Regions from separate parts of the Mus musculus genome. Here region 2 is linked to region 1. A link is a loop called in an ENCODE intact Hi-C map of the cell type or tissue named here. Cell type or tissue: heart. All regions are shown on one strand. Each heading gives the region's core, and the rest is flanking DNA. Links, peaks and the distances in the headings are about the cores only. Region 1 holds the start of Tril (TLR4 interactor with leucine-rich repeats). Region 2 overlaps Cpvl (carboxypeptidase, vitellogenic-like).

Region 1 (5,370 bases), core at 233-5,232:
AACAGAAGAGTCACTGTTAGCCATAGAACTGGCTGACCTGCACTGCACAGTCCCCCACTGCCAATAAATCCATAACCACGGTGACTATACCACAGTGTACATCCTCTTAGCACGTGTATGTGGACCACACACGAATTATTAATGTGAACCCAGCCACTATATTTAATCATAAACGTGGACTTCATAAATATCAAGGGAGAAAAGTATCCCAAATAGCTAAAAACACAACTAAACAAATACAAGAGGCTAATCCTAAATTAAAAATAAAACATAAAAAGAAAAGAAATACTGCATCTACTACTAAAAGATAAGGTTTAATAACACAGTAAGATACTGGCTATTGGAATAATTAATTTGTAAAATATATAATTATTTCACAGTGACAGTTGAATGCACATGTTCTTCTGGGTTTAGTAGAAACACATATTCGCTACTGTGGGTTTTTTGTTTTTTTGTTTGTTTGTTTGTTTTCACATTTGTTCCCTACAGTTTTCTTCTCCTGTTCTATTTCTTATAAAGAGCGACAGTGATGTGGTCAGAGATTACAGACAATTCACCCATTGCTTTGTTTGTTTGGGACAAACTCAGAGCCCCACAAGCAAGCTCCACCACTGAGCTCACTGCCCCCTGCCCCAAGCCTGACAATTACCTTACGCTTAATGCCTAACCGTGCAACTCAGAAATGGGTGCTGTCAAGAAGGGGATGGGGGACACTGCTGAACTGTCGTAAGATGTAGGTCACATTCACACCCGTCTAGGCATGCTATCAGAAATGTGGTAAGCGAACTGGAAGGCTGCAGTGCCCTAGGGAGTCACTGGTTACACACACACACACACACACACACACACACACATATCGCATTCTTTTTTCTTTTTAAAAGATCAAATCTGGCATTCGATTTTTTCCCATGTATAGATTTAAAAAAAAAAATAAGGTAAAACCACAGGCGCAAGCCTGGTGGAGAAGTATTAAATGCTGCCTTCTCCTGAGGATATTATCAGTTACCCAAAGGTCAGCAAAAGGTCATTTCCCTAACTGATAAAACGATAGAGAGGAGGTCCAGTCCTATCAAAAGAGTCTGAGTTTATTGGTCAGCTTGTTAAATCCTCTTCATATTGTTGACACAGGTAGCTTTTCCTTAAGGCTTCCTAGATGCTCTCCCAGACAACAGAAGAAAGGGTTCCCGGGAGAGAGTGGTACCTGTTTGTTTACCCTGCCGGTCTTGGCAGAACCCACCAGATCAGTGGGGTCAGTTGCTGATGGGGATCACTGTGATGGTGGCAAGTCCCCCTTTTCTTAACTAGAAACAGAACTCAGTTTGCCATAGAGCAAAGGAGTGTGTATACACACCAGAGCGTTCTGGTCATGCTGGGAGCGTAAAGCACCCTTTCTAGCCCAAGGTCAGCAGGCTACTGTGCTGAAAGTCACAGGAGCCATGAGCTAAGTGTGTCAAGGTTTCCCACTTTTACGCCATTATTCATTTGTCCCCACTCTTGGGTTAGACCACCAAGAACCATCCATTTGCTTTGTGATTACCAGGACGTGATGGATGGCATCTAGATTCACTTTCACATCTAGATTTCACTTGGCAAATGCACAAAAGGGAGAAAGAACAAGTCTAATAAAACTAGTTCTTCCTCTGAGAAGGCATGGGACCACGGAGAGTGGCTCCTTAAGGCCTGTGAGATCCCAAGGCATTGCCTAGTCAGCGAATCTTTGCAAGAGGTGATCCTCCCGCCTCAAGCTGCCACTGGTACCACCGCCGGTGCTGTCCATGAAGCGGTCGCAGGGGAACTCAATGAGGTCGGCCTCGCTGAGCGCGCACACGGTGGTGCGGGGACGGTGCGACTGGAAGCCTGAGAAGTCCGCGGACACACCAGTGCCCATGGAGCGCAGTGGCCGTCGGGTGGAGTACATGTGGCGAACGTGGACCGGGGCCCCTCCCTTCCGCCTGGCACGCAGCTTCCTCCGCAGCCATCGCGATCCCCAGGCTGCCAGTGCCAGGAGCACCAGAAGCGCGTTGACAGCCAGCAAGACCAAGGTCAGGAGCTGGTAGTCGACGCCACCTCGACCTCCTGCCTCTGGCAGGGTTACTAACCCTGCGCAGTGGTCTCGGGGGGCCACGGGGCAAACGCGACCCCCGAGCACACCCTCCACGCATACTAGGTAGGGGGTGTCTCCGCGCAGCTCGTGCAGCGTGGCCGAGTCGCTGCGCTCCGGCAGGTAGACGAAGCGCTGGAACTTGGGCTGCTGGCCAAAGCGGTCGAAAAGCAGGCGGAAGCGTGCGCCGCCCTGCGGCCGGGGACTGCGGTGTTCGCGAACCGCCCAGCGCACCGAGGCGCTGTTGGCGCTCACCGCCTCTACTGTCAGGTTGCACAGAATGAATTTGTTGAAGTCACAGGGGTCAGACACCAGAGGTGGCAAACCAACCCCACTAACGGACTGGACTGCGCTCTCTTGCTGCTCGGACGCTAGGCGCTGCTTTGCTGCGCGCTGCCAGCTGTCTCTGGCAGATGGTGTCCCAGAGGCGGGCTCAGACGTCGGGGTGGGCTCCGTCTGGGAGAGATTGGCTCGGGTGTGACGTCCTCTCCCCGGCTTCTCGTGCAGGTCCAAGGACTGTGGGGCAGAGCCCGGAGCCGCAGCAGAGGGGCCCTGATGGGGACCTGGTCCCCGCCGGCTCAACCTTAATGCGCTGCGGTTGCCCACCAGTTCCTTGGCAGCCCCACCCCAGGCCACTCCTGGTAGAAGTCTTCCCCGCTGCTGGGGCTGCGGCTGCGGCTGCAGTGGTAGCTCCTGCGAGAGGCCTGCAGGGGGCGTCATCCCCTCTTCTGACGATGTGGGTAGCGGCCACTGCCTACTGCCTGCTGTAGGGGAAGGTGAGGGATCCACGCAAGACCCATTCTGCAGCAGTTGGTCATCCAGGTAATCCAGGTACTTGCCCCGCAGGGCCGGGGGGTGGCGACACTGCACGAAGACCGTAAGGAGGCGACCCTGAGAATGCCAGTTGCCCATCCAGCGTTTCAGACCCCGCAACCGGCAGTCGCAGGTCCAACCATTGCCGTCTAGATCCAGCCGGTAGAGAGCCGGACTGGCGGCAAAGATGTCCCCAGAAAGGGCGCTGAGCGCGTTGTCGCGCAGGCTGAGCTCACGGAGCCGGCCCTGGTGGCCAAAGGTGGCAGGGTGCAGAGCAGAAAGCTCATTGCCACTCAGGTCTAGTGCCTCCAAGCTGTGCAGAGGCTCCAGCAGTGTCAGGGGGAGCTGGTTCAGCCGGTTACCTTCCAGGCGCAGCTCACGTAGGGCCTCCAGTCCCCAAAAGGCCTCTGGGGCGAGGTGCGTGAGCTGGTTTCCACTGAGGGAGAGCAGGCCTAGGCGTGGCAGGTGCTGGAAGACGCGGGGGCCGAGGTGCTGTAGGCTGTTGGCTGAGAGGATGAGAGTAGAGAGGGAGCGCAGAGGGACAAAGGTGGCCGCGTGGCGCAGAGAGGGTTGCAGCTCGTTGGCCGAGAGATTGAGGAATCGAAGCTTACCCAGCTGGCTGAAGGCGTTCTTGCCCAAAAAACGGATCCGGTTAGATTCCAGGTGTAGGTAGAGCAGGTTGCCCAGGGGAGCGAAGACCGCGTCCGGCAGCGCTCCCAGCACGTTCCCGTCCAGCCGTAGCTTGACCAAACTCTCCAGGCCCTCGAAGGACCCGCGACTCAGGCGTCCAATCTCGTTGCCGTTGGCGTAAAGGATGCGCAACTTGCGCAGCGGAGCCAACGTGCCAGGAACGAGCGCCTGCAAGAGGTTGTTCCCCAGGTACAGCTCCTCTAGTCGTGAGAGCTTCTCGAAGGTCTTGGGGTGGAGAGAACGGATCTGGTTGTACTGCAGATCCAGCCGTCTGAGCTGCCCCAGACGGTGGAAGTCGAAGGCGGTGATGTTGGTGATGAAGTTGCCGCCTAGGCTGTAGGTGAGCACGTCCTGGGGACTAGGCAGCGAGCTGGTCTTGGGTACAGCGCGAAGTCCCCTGTTGGTGCATAGGAGATGTTGGGGGTGCTGGCAGTCGCAGCGCTCCGGGCACACGGACTCGGCCCGCGGCGGGAACGCCAGGCAGCCGCACACCACGAGCCAGAAGCGCACGGCACCCACACCCTCCATCGCCGCCCGCCCAGCGCGCTGCGGCCGGATCGTCTTCTGGGCCGGCCGGCTCTGTGTCTCCTCTGCATTCCCCTCGGCCGGGCCTGAGTCGCTAAAAAGGCCTCTTTCGTACTTCGCTGGTGCTCCGTCCAGCCCTTCCTCTTTGTCCCGGTGGCTCGCCCGGGTCTCCGCAGGCCAAGTTCGCGGAGCCAAATCAGAAGGCGCTGGGCGCTCGGCGAATCTGGGGTGCTACTTGTTGCATTTCTGCAGAAAACTGTTTCTTCGGGTGAGCGTCGGGGGCGGGAGGAGCGAGCAAGAGTTGGTGCTTTTTGTTTGCTCTGGAGTCCGGAGAGCTGGATTCCCTGGCGCGGATTCTCCCCGCCAAACGGATTCCCCCGCTGCAGGCGGGATCCCTTCCAAGAGCTGCTGGGGTGCGGCTTGGCTGCAGAGTACCGGCCGCTAGGCCCACGTCTCCGGCGCCTGCCCGCTCGCGATCCGGGGGGATTGGGAGTGCAGCCGGAGTGAGCAGCCTGGGGGACGCGCAAGCAGCGTCCGGAAGGGACCCATGTCGGCGTGGAGCGAGCAAACCGGCGGAAATTCGTTCTTCCCACACTCTGCCCCCCGGGGGATGCAGGCGGAGAAAGAGGAGACGGCGGAGGCAGGACAGACCCCGGCTGGGGGAGGAGGAAACACTAAGTGGCTCCGCGTCTGGTCAGCCCTAGCCCGGACGCCAAGTGAGAAAAGTAGGGATTAAAAACAGCTGTACGGGTCGGCGCGCAGGCTGGGGGCGGGGGTGGATTACCGGGCGAGCAAACGGGGATTGCAGACAGAGACCTTTTTATTTTAGGCCGGTTCGCCGGCGGCTTCGGCGCAGAGGCAGGGCGCCTACATTTTACCTACTCTTCTCTTCCCGGTGCCACCCTGCAAGATGTTGAGACAACACGGAATTCCCTGGCATCGTGCTCCAAGTTTAGGGGAACACAAGATTTCCTGGCAAGGCCATCAGTGGACTGTTGACAGGACTGTTGCTCAGTCCTTTTAAAGTGTTTGGGTTTCTGGTGTCCTTTGCTCATGTCCAAGGAGAGGCACCGCCTCTTTTAGGTTCCTAAACCGAATTATCTGCCGGTTCTCGCTCTGGGAAAACCTCTGAAGAAAGCTCAGAAGTGGAACTGTTACAGTGACTGTGACACGGACAGACTTGGCTATTCAGCTAGATTAATTCTCCTGCAGTGTTAAAGCCCTTCAAATAGCCTCGGAAC
Region 2 (5,370 bases), core at 197-5,196, 89 kb after region 1:
CAACAGCATCTCAATAATAATCTCATCACAGCCACCTTTGAAACAAACTCCACCCCATCTCAGTATTTTCCAAATGAAATGTGCAGCTAAGGCCATAAGAATTAGGATCTGACACAGCTGTGGTGGATAAGCCACAGCATAACAGCCAGTAGAAGAGGCTTGTAAAGACCACATGGAATGTGCACACAGGAGTCTTGAACTCTAGCAACCAGGCCATGTGCTCACTGGGTGAGCTTTGTTATGTCACTAGCTCATTCTCAGCCCTAGATTCTCCTGGAACAGTAGAATATCTACAGCTCAGAGTTTGCGGGAGGGGGGAGGTGCCGTGTCATCCATAAAACTTTCCTGTAATTTGAAGAGCAGGATTCTACCCAGGCCATTGTTACTCCTTATCAAGTGCAAAGGCAAACTTTAAGTATGGATTTCTACTACAGGACAAAGGTCTGTCTGTATTGAGTGCCTGAGACCTGTATTCATCAGCCTGATGCGTGGCTAAGCAAGAACATGGGGCAGATTTCCATCACACTACAGCCAACCAGGAGGCAGAAAGCGAAGCCAGAATAATTACCTTCAAAGCCCCAGCCTACTGACTTCTGCCAGATAGCCACCACTTCCTAAAGGTTCTACAACCTCCAAAATTAGTGCCACAGCTACAGAGGGAGAGCGTGAACTTGTGAGCGACATATCAGATTCAAGGCCCTGACAAATTCTAACCCACAGCATCATACATTTAGAAGGTGGAGCCTTTGGATGTGACCCGTCATGAAGTTGAGCCTCTTAGCCATGAAAGGTCCCCGGGAGAGTTCTTCTTCTTTGTAAACAAGAGATGATACCAGAAAGGAACAAGTTGTATTCCTAAGAGGACCCTGGCTGCAGCCAGCCACACTGGTATGCAATCTCAGATGTTCAGCCTCCAAAACTGCAAAACAAAGTCCTATTGTTTTCAGATTTCCCAATCTACCAGATATGCAACAGGAGCATAACAGGGAAAAAGGGAAGTACAACAGAGAAACCTGACCGACCTGCACTCTTCCTACCCCTTCGCCACGACGAGCTTCCCCACAGACATGGCTCTACCTTCCCTAGTGTCTTTACACACAGACCTTAGGATGGTGGTCTCCTACAGACAGCATTAGTGCTGATACTGTCTTCTTATTTTTAAGAAAAGAAAAACATATATTTGTCTATATCCATTTCTCTGTCTGTGAAAAAAAAAAATCAATAGTCTCAGCCCAACCCAGCTCATTTATTTCTTCCCTTTCCTGGACCTGCAGGCAGTTGGGTGTCCAGCTGGATGGAAGGGAAGTGGCCTTTTGTCTCTGAAAGAGCTGAGAGCATTCTCACTTAGATATGCGATGTGGTGTTTGTTTGATTGTTCAGTCAGCACATGCTTGTCCAACAGGCAAATATTTATACAGGCAGCTGAGGGGCCAAGCACCTGGGAACAGATAGAAGAAAGGGGTGACCCTTGTCCTGATGCAGCTGACTTGCCTAAACTTTGCAAAGCAATGGTCAATCAGAAGAGGAGAGGCAAGCTTGCTCTTTCAGGCTTGATGTTTTCCTCAGAAGAGTGGCCAACATCAGTCAGTTTCACTCTGGCCTTTCTGAAGGGCTAGTCACTTTAATAAGTGACACCATAAACACTTCAGTTTCTCCAAGTACATGAATCAGCAGTTCCCTGGGGGAGTAGCTCAACAAGGGAGCTGCTTTCTCCTTTAAGGGGATAGTGGTCTTGTTGGATCTGTCTTAAGGTCATAGCCAGATACCCTTGCAGGAGCACCCCACAGCCCCAGGAGAGCACCCCACAGAGCCATCATGGAGAGGCTCCATGCTCCCTCAGCCTAGACTTTGCCTCAAACAAATTAGGGGTGCCACAAGGTAGAAAGAGAGATGTGTGCTCTTAACATAGCCTCTATAACCGAGAAGGGGCTTGAGTCAGAACTGTATACAACCATTCATTTTGTTATGTTTTCCTTGCCACAAATATAAAAGAGTAAAAGAAAATAAATGACATGAAGCCCGCTTACAGACTTAAACTTTACCAACAGACAACCCAAAGTTCTCTCCTCTTGTTCTGACTGCCTGTCCCCTCGGTAGGAAATTTACAGAAATGTTCCTGGAGGCAGCTTGGGCCTCTTGGTCGAATGGAAAAGCAAATTGGTCTTTTGTGTGAAGGGTGGGTTTTTGTTGTTGCATTTTTCGATGAGAGATTTATGCTTGCATTTTGGCCCATTCACAATACATCATAATGCTTTGCAGACAAACTTATGCTCTTTTCCCAATGATCTAGTGACCTTAATCTCTAACAGTTTGTGGTTTCCTGTTTGGGGAAATGATTGACCAGAAGTCTAAGCTACTCCAGGCTGCACAGCGTTCCCAGGGGGCCTCTATCTGTCTTACTTTTGAATATCCTCCTGTTCACTAATCAAAAAAAAAAAATCTCTTTTAAAAGAAACTTTCTCTACAGATGCTAAATCATCGAAACTCCTGCAATTCAGTTCTCCAGGATTCCTTTTTTTTTTTTTGGCTGCTTTTCTTATCATTCTTCTATTGCAGTCTCTAAGGCCACTGGCGATTCTTTCTGCTTGAAGCAATTAGCAGGACCCACTGGTGCCTTGCCTCTTAACAGAGAGAATTAATTGAACTAATATCCAGCTCAACAAAAGACGATTCCCAAAGGTTTCTTCAAAGGATCATTCCCAAAGCTTTCCCAAACACCAAGACGCAAAAGAAAAATTCAGCTAAGGAGTGCAACATTTAAGAGCCATTCCGACTGGAGGCGAAGCTAGTACCCTTGCTTGGACAAAGGCTTGGCTCCAGTGGTCAGATTGGTTCCCAATCTTGGCCCTTCTCCTCCCTCAGTTTTACAGGGACTCGGGGGTGTATTACACAGAAAGTCTGAGTCCTCAAGGTTACCTGGAAAGGTCTAAGAACAGCAATGTGACTCAATGTGTTGAGTGACACAGTAGTCAAATCTTCAATCAGGCCATTCTTGAAATGAGAGATTTTGCTTCTGGGTTTAAGCAAAGGAGAAGACAAAGAGGCAGGGAAAGTGAGCCTGGAATATCTACTCTCTTGCTCGCCATTCTGCCACTGGCTGGTTTTGCCAAGAAAAATGAAGAAAAGTGAAAGTGACCAACAGGCCCGAGGGGGTGTCCAGTGGTTACACAAACAGTATCTTTCAGCTGAAAAGTGATTGCCAATGCTCACAAGCTCACACTAAATCACAGAGCTGCATGCGAGGGGAGGGGAACGAGAAGCAAAGCCAACTTGAACGCATTCAGAAAGCCAGCATTCCAACACAGGGGTCTTACCAACCACCTGGAACAGCACAGTGAAAAAGTTGCTCAAGAACGACCTGGGGTTAGGTTGTTCTGCTAAATTTGAATATGAAAGTCCTGGAGGTCCTTTCTAAGGGACATTTTCTCTCCTTGTTGATCACTTATCTCCCAAGAATGTCCGCTGACCATTATCAATAAATACATTTGAATGTGCAGGACACACCCCTAGAAGGGAGCCCCCAAAAGGGGTGTCTTCCTTGTAACATACCAGAGGGCAGCCTCAAGGTCATATTCAAAGGCCAACTCCAAGGGTTACAATATGCTTGCCAGAATCATTACCCTTCTAAAAGGGGGCCAAGGAGCCAATTTCTTTCCACATCATGAAATGCATTTAATTAACATGTATGAATTTGCACACAAACTAGTCAACCAGAAACAAGCCTGCTCCCACCCCCAAAATGCTTAAATTTCTAGGTAGTTAAATTTGTAGCACCAATCTGCGCTGTTAATAGAGTAGTTGGTGAGGTGCTGAAAGTGTCCAGTCCAAGCTCTGTAAGTCCAACACACACAGAACTTTGAGCGTTTTATGCAAAGTAACCAATGTAAAATACCTCACTGATTTATTATTTGCTACAATCCAATGTAACATTTTATGTGTGTGTATGTATATATATGTATATATATACACACACACACATATGTATATATGTATCCATATTAACATTTTATAATTATTTAGTTAGGATCAGTCTATTACCAACATTGATTTCATTGTTTTCAATGAGCCTCCTGGAAAATGTAAAAATTATGTGTGCCTCACTATCTATTTCAGTTATGAGGCACTAGTGTGCCTTGTGTTATGTTTATGCTGTCAAGAACGGATTTCTCCACCATAGCTGCCAAATGACAGAAGTAGCCTTCAAGGTCAGCTACTCTTGGCTGCAGTCTGCAGTGTCATCAAGCTAGATAGAGTAAGGCACCTGGAGACATGGCACTATAGGGGCACAGCGGATACTCCAAACTATGTCTGCCAACGTGGAGTGCATGAGCTGCACATATAGACACACACACACACACACACACACACACACACCTCACCCTATCGACTCCTCCTGATCCTCTGTCATTACCACTATTCTCAGATTCAAAAGTAATAGTATTGCTTGCTGGACGTGGAGAGGCTTGCCTGGGATGGTGTGAGGAGCAAACCCACAGTGCAGCTTTGGGAAGATAGGCCCACTTCCCAGCTAGTTAACCCCGGTGCCAGAGGACAGCAGCATGGCTTTGCTGGGGGAGCAATCCTAAGCAGTCTGCAAGGGACATCAACAGGAACACTGAAGCCCTCAAAAGTCAAGTCGTTAGGAGATTGGAAGGGAGTTTGTTCAGTGTTCGGTGAGCAGAGCGTTCCTGGGTTGCAGACCACCAGGGACTCTGGCTGGCCTTCTGTCACTCTCTTCTCCCGTGACACTCTTGCCTTTCACTTTGAGAGGATATAGTTCTCTGTGAATGGAGATTGCTTTGTCCTCCTTGACAAGGGAACCGAGCAAGAGAGCAAGTAGGCATTCCTCCAAAGAGACGGGGGGGGGGGGGGGGGGGGCGGCACTTTCCAGGAGTCCAGTTCCCATCTGGAGAGGTCAGTCTCTAGAGCCCACCCAGGAGGGCAGCAAAGTTAAGGAAGCCATACTAACTTCACAAAAGAAAGCAAGTAGCTGACTTTTCCTTATCAAAGAGACAGTTTTTATCTCCACTGGAAAACCCAGTGTCAGTCAGGTACAAGAGCCTCTTTCCCACCCTCTCAAAGGCGCTATTCATCACTGTAACCCTATTAGCTTGCAATTAGGTTGGGGTGGCTCACTTTCTTTAATAGTACAGCTCCCTCATTTGGAGAATAAAGCATCCATTTCCCCATTCTTTCTAGAAAATGTCAAACAGGCTAAAAAGATGGCACGAATCTCTGTAACAGATACAGAGACTGTCCGGAGGATGCAGAAACAAATTGAGCAGCAGACTGATAAGAGACAGTGGGGGAATAGAGCAGGAAAATCAGGCCAGGAAGGTCAGGACCACATCCCTAAGGGTTCAGCTTTCA

What was found. Hi-C counts contacts between places; a loop is a spot of excess contacts. Peaks named below come from ENCODE experiments on the same cell type or tissue, not always from the same donor. Only the 100,000 strongest peaks of a DNase experiment are listed, where the experiment ranks them.
Region 2: it touches region 1 in a loop (2.4-fold over the local background); 1 of 42 quality-filtered maps calls a loop at or near these places.

Annotation. Positions count from the first base shown.
Region 1 is chr6:53,816,104-53,821,473 of GRCm38, forward strand. It overlaps Tril (TLR4 interactor with leucine-rich repeats), which reads right to left and starts at 4,722. Exons shown (of 1, transcript NM_025817.4): 1 at 1-4,722. The coding sequence starts at 4,132. The coding sequence ends at 1,703. In heart, for the core only: CTCF peaks have their summits at 2,296 and 3,018; DNase peaks (open chromatin) are centred at 2,658, 2,858, 3,468, 4,648 and 2 weaker places; H3K4me3 peaks cover 3,867 bases; H3K27ac peaks cover 3,352 bases; H3K27me3 peaks cover 3,341 bases.
Region 2 is chr6:53,904,774-53,910,143 of GRCm38, forward strand. The region is part of intron 11 of Cpvl (carboxypeptidase, vitellogenic-like); the gene reads right to left. Among named protein-coding and RNA genes, the nearest start is that of Gm33716, 26 kb to the left of the region's middle. In heart, for the core only: no CTCF peak of the experiment used is centred there; no DNase peak of the experiment used is centred there; H3K27ac peaks cover 1,471 bases.